2 separate regions of the Homo sapiens genome follow, and region 2 is linked to region 1. A link is a contact called in ENCODE Hi-C data. All regions are on one chromosome and are shown on one strand. The core of a region is the stretch at or near the end of the contact, and the rest is flanking DNA. Distances in the headings are between cores, read along the strand shown.

Region 1 (5,235 bases), core at 304-2,803:
AAGCAGACACAAACAAGCAGCTTAGCAAGGAGCACTGACTAAATACCAAGTACTGCATCAAGGGCCAGAAACCCAGTGATAAATAAGATGAGTATGTTGTCCACCATTTCTGAGCCTATTACTCCTCTGAGTTTATTGTGGCCCTTTCTATCTAAGTGAGGCTGAAGGCCACTCCTGTAACAGAAGTAAAAGTTGAAATTCTCAACTCCATGCTTCTTCCGTGAAGCCCTCCATCAGTAACATGCTAACAGGTTGGAAAAAGAGTTGACAAATATGTACACTGGTCAGGTAGAAGAGGAGACATGGTAAAAGAGGAGTAAAGGAGAATGGTATTCTTTCTCAGGTAAAGAAACTATCTTCAACAAACTCCTTTGACAGTAGGCAAGAGGGTGTATAACATGGTATTGAGTGGAGGCAGAAATATTAACCTAAACCAGAGCTACTGGTGCTGAAACAAAGATTCTAGCAATTCTGAGACCAATGGAAAAAAAAAAATTTTATAACCCGTCTGCCAGCCTGTAAGCCTGTTTCCACTTCAGAATTAATTAGTATCAACATTTTACCAGCCAATATGTCTCAAAAAAAAAAAAAATCAACAGTGTGCTCTGCTTTTTTTCTTGTGCAATAAACCCCTAGGGATTACAGATATATTTATACCACATCTTTCAGGACAGTTGGAAATATTAACCAAAAGTACGTACCTAATGATTGTTTTCATTGTAATGCATTTGTATTATTTTCAATGAATGAAATTTATTAAATGACTATATAAATGTGATATGTCTATATATAAAACAAGTTCCATAAGCATACATAAAGCAGAAAATTTTGTCAGACTATTATATTCTGACTTAGGCATGGTCATCTTCCACTTGTAAGATTCGTATCTCCCATACATAAGCTAAATGACTCTGTAGAAGATTATCTGGTCAGAAGATGTGACTAGAAATTCATAAATGTTCTATTTCTATTAAACCTGCCTCACTGACACAGCCCACTTTTGTTCTCTCCTATTCTGCAAGACTTCGAAGGCTGGTTTAACATTCCTGTGTTCTCAGCTATATAATTCTGGTCTTTCCACCAAAGCAGTTTTATTTCCTGACAGTCACTACAGCTTATGAAAGCCAGTGCTATTGGGAAAATATTCCAAATGCACAGGTTATGTGGTTGTGGAAAATAGGCATTAATGGAAAAGGGACTGAAACCAAGTTCTCTTCCGATTGCTATTTTGGAACTTCTGGTTTTTCTGTGGAGCTCCAAGTCAGTGGTGATTGCAAAACCAAAGAGACCAAACAGAATATTCAAAAAGCAAATGACCAGGAGGAGTTTATTTAGAAAATAGATAAATACAAATTGTGCTTTATGGGTTTTCATGTTTATGTCAGAAGGAATGGGTAATGTTGGACAGTCTGAAAGTGATGCTGTGGAATTTCTGTATTTCTCTTTTGTTTCAAATCATTCTCCCTGTATCTGATACTAAACTCTTCAGAAAGGTTTCACAGCTGTGTCCTTTGGGCACAGGGCATGTTCTGACATGCAGAGGATTATCTTGTGCAGCCTGTGGCCGCCAGCGCCACCTAGCTTCTGTATACATTTCCTCAACTCAACAGTTTTCCAAATTGTTCAATTAAATGAGCCAGTCTTCCATGAGAGCTCAGTATCGGTCTCACAGATTTTGAATGATGAAATTGAGGACGCGAGTTGGAACAGCCAAACTGCTCTGAATGGTTGTCAGGTAGAAAGACATGTTCTCTAAGTCTGTGGAACTTTAGGTAGGATTGACAACAATTCTCAATGCATTCATCACCTGCCTGTCTTTTATTTGACAAACCTTTGTGTGCCAAGCAGTTAGATAACGTGCACAGAGACCCAGCTTCTGAATTTTAACCACTATGTTTCAAATTAGGGAGGATTTCTAAGAAGAGAGTCTTTGCTAGGCTCACACTCAGGGACTGCTTCCCAATGAAGGAGATCAGAATATGTCACCCCAAAATATGCCGGCATAAGAATTATTTTGAGCTGGGGGCAATTGAGAAAAAGCAGACACAGAAGAGCTCTGCCGTCCCCCTCTGCTTAAAGCAGGGCATAAACTTCCCCTCGTGAAGGTGTTAAAAGAAAAACTTTAGACAAATTAGATTTAACAATTTAATTAAGCTCATGAATCAAGCAGCTCCCAGAAGCAAAATAGGTTCCCAGCGACTCTTGGGCTGCCACATGGTCAGATAACATTAATCGACAGGAAATGGAAAGTGAGGTTCAAAAAATAGAAGTGAGGTACAGAAACAGCTGGATTGGTTACAGCTCAGCATCTGCCTTATTTAAACGCAGTTTAGACAGTTGGCTGCCTGTGATTGGCTGAAACTCAGCTGCTGTGATTGGCTAAAACTTGGCTACTTGTTTCAAGAATAGGTTACAGTCTATATTTCCACAGCCCCTTGAGTTACAGTTCACTGTATATGGCGAAACCTTAGCTTTAGGCTAAACAAAGGTGTCCCCCACCCTCCCCTATTAGAAAGAGGAGAACAACCCTTATCAGGAGATGGAGATAGCACCAAGATGTGCTGTGTAAGCAAACTTTAGTAAATAACTCTTGTTTATTATTGCTTTTCCTCATAAATTTACCTTCCCACCATTCACCACCCCTGGAAGCCCAAACCCTCTTTCCTCTGTCATAGTCGCTTCTCCCCAGGTTATCATCCTTTGCTAAAATGTTATAGATGCCCTCCAGTTTACCTGCTTTTTGGGGGGTTTTCACCTCTTTTCTATGAAAACCCTGCCCACATAAGAATATTAACATCACATACAATGTGTACAATTTTCTTCCATTCATCTATCTTTGTCAGTTTAACTTGCAGGCCCACCCTCAGAATATAAGAAAGTAAAGAAAAACTTTTACCTCCCATACATTTAGAGTCAGTGAATGATTGATTACTAAACAGAAGAAAAGTTAGAAAATCTAGGGAAAATGTCATGAGGTCATTCGCTCTGTCTCAGAATGTCCTTCATTGTTCTGATGTCACCTTTGAATGGAGTTTATGATTCTTATCTCCTTAAAAGATAACAGAGATCTCATCCAAAGAATCATATGCTTCTCTCTTTGGGCTAACTTATGACTATAATGTGAGAAACAGAGGAGCACAGAATCATGGGTCAGGCTCATTCTTTGTAGATGAGACCAATTGCTTGAGGGCATGATTCGGTATACTTTAGAGGCAGTGGGTGTTTGAAATATATAAATGAAATCGACACAGATAAATAGAGCAGTTCGACAAATAGCCTGCTTGGATTGTCTAGAAGCCCTTATCGTTTTGTTTTATTTTGAAAGCCAGGACAATATGATTACCAACTATTAGTTTAATGACGAAATCTTCCAGATGGTTATGATGATTAGAATGATCAAGAAATTAGAAGCTGTTCAATCCTCATAGGAAGGCTTCAGTGGAATAGACTCCCTGCTGCCTCCTGTAGACTTGGACTTATTTAAGGAAAACCCTACAATGACTAGTTTCCAGTTGTAGAAATTGGAAGAAGAAAGAAATAGCACCTGCAAGCCTAAAAGTTCTCTTCCTTCCAATGAAAAAGGAGCTTAAACCTGTCCAAAGTCATGTATGTTACCTCGGCAAGTAAAATTTTATCATTCTGTGTACTGAGTGAGTCTTCTTCCCCTCCCAAGAGGCTTTAACTATAGAACCTTTAGGTTTTTTTTGTTTGTTTTTTAAGAAGGGGGTCTAGCAACAACCTCAAGTTCCAGGACAGTCATTCTTTACTGACAAAGGAAGCAAAGATGAAAGTCCAATTAAAAGCCCATGAAATTTCCATCATGTTTCTTTGAATTGAGTTTGGAGTCTTTGGAATTCTCAAAATAATTCACATGAAGATCTCAGATGCCAATGTATTTTCTGACTCCCTTCAAGGTAGCCATATGAGGAAAGGCAATGAGTTTTATACCAGCATTTGCTGACAGTAAAATATAATGAAAAACATTTATTTGTAATAATGTAGACCACATTCTAACTGCCATTTAATGTAACCACACTATATTTCATAAGGTTTCAATTTAGCATAGCTAATCACAGGGCCAGTTCTACTCTGATGTAGACCTTTTGCATTCTGCCTGAGAAAAATCTACTAAAGTGCTGCTTAGGAGAGAGACCCAGCCAAAGTCACATTTGGAATTAAACACGTTAGAGTTTTAAACTTTTTGAAATTTATAAATGATAAAACAGAGAATTTTTTTAAAAAAATTATTGTTAAATATAAACCATTAGCAAAGGTAAATGTTTGTTACTATATGTACTGGGTTAATTGGTGGCCCACAACAAAATATATGTCTACCCAGAACCTATAGAGGGGACCCTATTTGGGGAAAGGGTCTTTGCAGATGTAATTAAGAATCTCAAGATGAGATCATCGTAGATTAGAGTGGTCCTAAGTGCAAAGACAATGTCCTTATAAGAAGAGGAGAAAACACAGACACAGAGAACGAGGCCATTGAAGACCAAGAGAAAGACAGAAATGGTACTGCCACAAGCCAAAAATCACCTGGAGCCACCAGAAGCTGGAAGATGCAGGGAAGGACCTTCCTCCAGCACCTTTAGAGGAAGCGTGGCCCTGCCAACACCTTGATTTCAGACTTCTGGCCTCCAGAACTGTGAGAGAATAGATTTCTTTCTTTTTTTTTTTTTTTTCATTATACTTTAAGTCCTAGGGTACATGTGCAAAACGTGCAGGTTTGTTACATATGTATACATGTGTCATCTTGGTGTGCTGCACCCATTAACTCGTCATTTACATTAGGTATATCTCCTAATGCTATCCCTCCCCCCTCCCCCCACCCCATGACAGGCCCCAGTGTGTGATGTTCCCCACCTTGTGTCCTTTTAAGCCACCACATTTGTGGTCATTTGTTACAGTTGCCCTGGGAAACTAACACAGTACATTCAAATATCACAACAAAAAAATCAATTAAGAGGAATGAATGTTTAAAAACAAATCCTGGCCAGGTGCGGTGGCTCACGCCTGTAATCCCAGCATTTTGGGAGGCCGAGGCAGGTGGATCACGAGGTCAGGAGTTCAGGAGCAGCCTGGCCAACATGGTGAAACCCTGTCTCTATTAAAAATACAAAAATTAGCCGGGTGTGGTAGTGTGCACCTATAGTCTCAGCTACTTGGGAGGCTGAGGCAGGAGAATTGCTTGAACCTGGGAGGCAGAGGTTGCAGTGAGCCGAGATCGCA
Region 2 (5,861 bases), core at 2,590-5,089, 290 kb before region 1:
TTACAGGTGTGAGCCACCGCACCCAGCCGAGGTTCTTAAAATAATTTTAATTCAATTCTAATAGAGTAAATAAAATGGTGTGGTGGGGAAAATTTATTTCTGATGAGAAAGAGAAAGGAAAGAAGAAAAGGAACTTCAAAGTATTAGACATGCACTGTAGATGGGGCACCTTATAAGGTGCTGTGGATACAGCAGTGAGCACAATTCTTTGGCTGCTATTGTGGAAAACAGACAATAAACAATATAAATAAATAAATCATATGCTATGTGGTAATGATTAGTGCTAGGGAGGAAGATAACAAAGGAAAGAGGAGTAAATAGGGGGCACGCAATTTGAATTATATGGTTAGGGAGGACCTCACTTAGAAGATGCAGTAAAGCAATGAAGAAGTTGCCCTGCGGCTATCTAGATGAAGAGTTTTCCAGGCGGAAGAAGCAGGCCTGAAGGCTGTGAGGTAGGAGCTTGCCTAGTGTGCTTGACGGAGAGGTAGAGGGGCACTGGCTAGAGAGGAGTGCGCAGGTCAGAGAACCAGAGATGAGATCGCAAAAGCAGGGAAAAAGGGTTGCAGGAGAGGAGGCAGATCATTGGCACCTTGAAGGTCATTGTAAAAACTTTGTTTTTTTCTGTGAAAGGAGAAAGCATGAAGAATGTCATGGTCTCACTTATTTAACAGGGTCTCTATGGCTGCTGGGTTGAGAACAAACTCAAGGACCTGGGAGACCACGTAAGGAGGCTATTGCCGTAATCCAGGTCAGCTACCATGGAGGCTGGAGCTTAGGTGTTAGTGTTACAGAGTCCAAGGACTTGCTGCCCGGTGCACTAGAAACCAAAAATATGACATTGGGTTTTTGAGAAAAGAAAAGCTTTTCATTGAGCTTTTCAAGGAGACAGGAGTTTAGCTCAAATCTGTCTCCTCATGCTGGTTTTACGGCAGTCATTTTATTACAAAAGGTTTACAAAGTGGATTCTGGGATTCATCTATGATGGGTAGAAGCAAAGGGGAGGTCTGGAAAGTCTTCTAGCACATGCACTTCTCCATGCTACCCCATAGATTGTATGTGTAAATTTGAGGGTGGAATTAGTATAAAACCTGCAGTGGAAATTTGGGTTGTGATGTCAACAAGCTGGTTCTGTGTGCAGACTCTAGCTGGCCAAATTGGTTTTAGCCAATTTTAGTCAGTTTTGACATCTTGCAAGCAGAAGGAGTTTCAGCCTTTCGGCAAGTTGTTTTTCTTTTCCTTCTCTGCCATCCTGCAAACTCAAGAATATTTGCTAGTCATTTTTTTAACTCTTTGGGGCACGGTTTCATTAGTGATCGAAATGAGAATTGTTCAGATTCCGGATGCTTACTGCATACAGAGACAGCAGGTTGTGCTGACAGATTGGTCATAGGTGTAATAACAAGAGAAGAATCAAGGAGCACACTAAAGGTTTTTCTCTGAGCAAGTGGAAGTATGGAGTTGCCATTTCCTGAGATAAGCCAAGACCAGTGCAGCTCCTGACGCACACCATGGACCAATAAATGTGAGATAAGTAAATCTCAGTTTTAAAGGATGAAAAATCGGAAGCTCATAGAGGTTAGTCTATTTGCTTGAAGTCATACCAAGACTAGGTGGCAGAGCTCGGAGGAAAAAAACAGGCCAAAGGTCCGTGTTTCTCCATGCAGCCATCTAAGATGTTCCCAAAGAAGTGAACCGGGGCCGGAGGGGGAGACCAATGGGCGGTCTGGTTTCCATTCTCAGCATATCATCGTTTCCCTTGCCCAACCTGGTTGAGGATCGGTCCAAGGGTCACAAACCAGCAACCTGTTAGCCTAATAAGAACTGCTGACATGTTTTGTTTGACTCGCACGGCTTTAAAAAAAACAATTCATGTTTGAATGCCCTTAAACTGGGCTTGTATTTTCCACTTCAGCCACAACACACACCGCTCCCTCTGGCTTAGAGCGGCGTCCTTCGGGATCCTGCCGGGTCCCTGAAGACATTTGATTTTTCAATCGGTGATTCAGACCAACAATCCAGTGGGAATTTAGCTGTGAGGCAATGCAGTGTGCTAGAAAAAAAAAAAAAATCATAATATCAGACAGCTATAGATTCACACCCAGCCTTATCATTTACCATGTGCGTGACCTTGAACAAGCTTTTCCTCTCCTTCCCCATCTGTAAAGTGGAGAGAACAGTATCCACTTTGCACTATTGTTGGGAGACCTGAATGAGAAAAGCTATATAATGTACACAGCATAGGAAACACTAAATGTATGGCCATTATTATAAAGCAGGGATCAGTAGGCTTTTTCTGTAAAGAGCCAGATATTTTAGGCTTTGTGGGACGCGTGATCCCTATCAGGACTCCTCAGCTCTGCCTTTGTATTATGAAAGCTGCCATGGAAAATACACAAATGAATAAGCATGGAAAAGAAAATCCCAGTGCAATTATATTTACAAACACAGGTGTGGGGGGTGGGGGAGGATTGGGGCATCATTTACTAATCCTTGTTATAAAGTGCAATGGTCTAAATGTTTGCATTCCCCCAAATTCATACGCTGAAATCCTAAAGCCCAGGGTGATGGAATTAGGAGGCCAATTTTAGAAAGGTGATTAGGTCAAGGGGGCAGAGCCCTCAGGAATAGGATAAAAGAGACCCCCAAAAGACCCTCACCTCTTCTGCCATGTGAGGGTACAATGAGAAGAGAGTCATTGTATTAGTTCATTTTCACACTGCTATAAAGAACTGCCCAAGACTGGGTTTTTTAATAAAGAAAATTGACTGACAGTTCTACATGGCTGAGGAGACCTCAGGAAACTTACAATCATGGCAGAAGGTGAAGAGGAAGCAAGAACCTTCTTCACATGATGGCAGGAAAGAGAAGAGTGAGTAAGAGCAGGGAAAACTGCCTTATAAAACCATCAGCTATTGTGAGAACTCACTCACTATCATGAGAACCACATGGGGAGAACTGCCCTCATGATCCCATCACCTCCCACCAGGTCCCTCCCTCGACACCTGGAGATTGCAATTCAAGATGAGATTTGGGTGAGGACACAAAGCCTAACCATATCAGTCATGTATGAGCAAGTAGGCCCTCACTAGATATTGAGTCTGCTCGTGCCTTGATCTGGACTTCCCAGCCTCCAAATCTACGAGAAATAAATTTCTGTTGTGTATAAGCCTCTTTGTTGTGATATGTTTGCTGTAACAGCCCAAACGGACTAAGACATAGAGGATTTTTATACCCCTCCTTATTCTGCTCTGTCACTTCCCCTCAATACCTCCCCACACCCCAAAGGAGCCCTTTAGTTATGGGGCAAAGACTTTTATACGCTTTTGATATAAGCTGTAAGGTGACATTACAATGATACTAGCTGCCATTTTCAAGTGTGCCCACCAGAAATGAGAAAGAAGGAAAAATCTTCAGTGGTCTTATTTCTTCCATGAAATAAACCAAAATTGATTTTCCTAGGGAGTGAGGCATCTCCAGCAAGGCCAGCCTTTCTTGGGTCAGATGTCTGCAATTACAAATTGAAGTGCTCTTCCCTGGACTTCCAGAATCTTAGGGACTCAAAGGCTTCCACGGGAAAACTGCTTCTCCCCAGCAGATTCAAGGACTCAAAAGAGATGGAGCAAGGTCTCCTGAGTGAAGCCTGCCCAGCGGCTCTGTCCCAACATCTGAAGGAACAGGAAGCTTCTACACCCTTGGCATTGAAGAGCCTCTGAGCAGCGATATAGCCACATTTCCCATCCTTTGACCTAATCAGGGCTTTGATTTGCAGGCCGTGAGGGAGAGGCTGCTGTGTTGTTCCCACTGGGCTATTTTTGGGACCTGGCATCAGAGGGAAGGACAGAGTTAGCAATCGGTACTCCTGGGCAGTGCTGAGCAGGACCTCTGCGTAAGCCCCGTAGTAAACTTAGGTCATTTCCTCTTACAAATCTCCAGAGTTAAACAGCACCAGAAACTCTGAACGAGGGTCAGATATGGAGGAAGCCGAAGGCTTCATTTTTATCAAGAAATCTTTTTTTTTCTCTCTACTTGCTTTCATCTCAAATTATCAGAAATAAAATTTGTAAAATAAAAGAACTTGCGGCCGGGCGTGGTGGCTCACCCCTGTAATCCCAGCACTTTGGGAGGCCGAAGCGGGCACACTATCTGAGGTCGGGAGTTCAAGACCAGCCTAACCAACATGGAAACCCCGTCTCTATCAAAAATACAAAAAAATTAGCTGGGCGTGGTAGTGAATGCCTATAATCCCAGCTAGTTGGGACCCTGAGGCAGGAGAATTGCTTGAACCCCGGAGGTGGAGGTTGCAGTGAGCCGAGATCATGCCATTGCACTCCAGCCTGGGCAACAAGAGCAAAACTCTATCTCAAAATAAATAAATTAATAAATAAGTAAAATAAAAGAACTTTCATGTTTTGGGAGAGCATAGAATGGAGACCAAATTAATACACAAAAGGACGAAACCTTGGGTTGGCAGGGAGGCAACAAAACCACTGAAACACTCATTGAGTTTCACTAACTCTTTCATTTTTTACCCAGGTATTAGCAGTTTGTTTCTAATCTAGGAAAAATAGGCTAAACTCGGCAAAAGGTGGTTCTACCTTCCTTCCACACTATGGGCAACAGTCCTAATGATGAGGGAGGTTACTAAGAAAGGAGACATCCTGAGTTGTCCTATGATACCCCTCAGAAGAGTCATCAGAGACACCACAGACTGCCCGTCATCAGGGCTGCCTTCATCAGTGTACATGCTGGACAGTCACACAGGAAGGATCTGGAAATCAGAAGGGCTCCGTGCTTGGTTTCCTGCTCTGCCATCACATCTTGAAACCCTTTATTATGTTTGACCTGTCTTCTCTTGCCCTTCCTTTCTTTTTTTTTTTTTTTTTTTTTTTTAAGACAGTCTCACTGTGTCACCCAGGCTGGAGTGTGGTAGTGTGATCTCGGCTCACTGCAACCTCGGCCTCCTGGATTCAAGCCATTCTTGTGCCACAGCCTCCCAAGTAGCTGGGATCACAGGCGTATGCCACCACACCCAGCTAATTTTTGTAATTTTAGTAGAGATGGGGTTTCACCACATTGGCCAGGCTGGTCTTGAACTCCTGGCCTCAAGCGATCTGACAGCCTCAGCTCCCAAAGTGCTGGGATTACAGGTGTGAGCCACCATGCCTGGCCTGTCTTCTCTTGTTCTTCTAAAACAGTGTTTCTCAACCCTTTTTTCCCCCATTTTCACTCTTCCAACAAGGCTTCTTAGGCATTTTTTTAACTAATCAATCCTCCCATGAAATTGTAATATAAGTACACAGTATTTCTGTTTATATATTTTATGTTTATGTTTCATACATTAAAAGAATAAGATTTTTTTGTTTCCCAATAAACAAATTTTTTTCCCTATTGGGAATGATATTGCACCCAGTGAGAATGCAAATTCAAGATCTAGGTAACACAACTCAACCACAAGCATCTATGCAGGAACACGAGTGAAAGTAATAATAATAATAATAATTAATATTAATAGATATATGTTATTGAGTCAGGCACCATTCTAAGTGCTTTACATTTATTAACTCATGTAATACTATTTTAAAATTTTATTCTAATACCCATTCTGCAAATGAGAAAACTGAGGCACAGAGAATTTAATAACTTGCCCAAGGCCAGTCACATAGCAAATGACAGAGCTGGAATTTGAACATGTGTTTCCTGGCTCTGGAACCCCATGAGAAGTGCAGGTTCAATTATTGAGCACACACCAAAAGGTGTACATTTCTCAGTATGCAGTATGCCGTTGGTAGACAGAGACCTTTTGAATAAAGACACGGTGACAGCTCATTGGCACGTGCTGGTAAATCTTCAACTGCACT

What was found. A loop is a pair of places that touch in the nucleus more often than their neighbours do. Pooled maps may share reads with other maps.
Region 2: a loop to region 1 is called in a pooled map, with 2.4 times the contacts of the local background. The contact joins two enhancer-like sites. A Hi-C loop is called at or near these places in 1 of 168 maps with a recorded cell type or tissue (ascending aorta), 2 of 37 single-sample maps with no recorded cell type and 3 of 50 pooled maps.

The regions. Positions count from the first base shown.
Region 1 is chr17:69,603,674-69,608,908 of GRCh38, reverse strand. The region is part of intron 2 of LINC01483 (long intergenic non-protein coding RNA 1483); the gene reads right to left. Among named protein-coding and RNA genes, the nearest start is that of LINC01483, 12 kb to the right of the region's middle. RefSeq lists enhancers at 1,427-1,696, 772-1,971. Within about 2 kb of position 1,553, at least 17 of the 41 ENCODE cell types and tissues checked have a DNase peak (open chromatin) inside an H3K27ac peak, as active enhancers do.
Region 2 is chr17:69,898,934-69,904,794 of GRCh38, reverse strand. LINC01483 (long intergenic non-protein coding RNA 1483) reads right to left here. Exons shown (of 5, transcript NR_109972.1): 5 at 1,795-2,053. Among named protein-coding and RNA genes, the nearest start is that of LINC01497, 60 kb to the left of the region's middle. Within about 2 kb of position 3,839, at least 2 of the 41 ENCODE cell types and tissues checked have a DNase peak (open chromatin) inside an H3K27ac peak, as active enhancers do.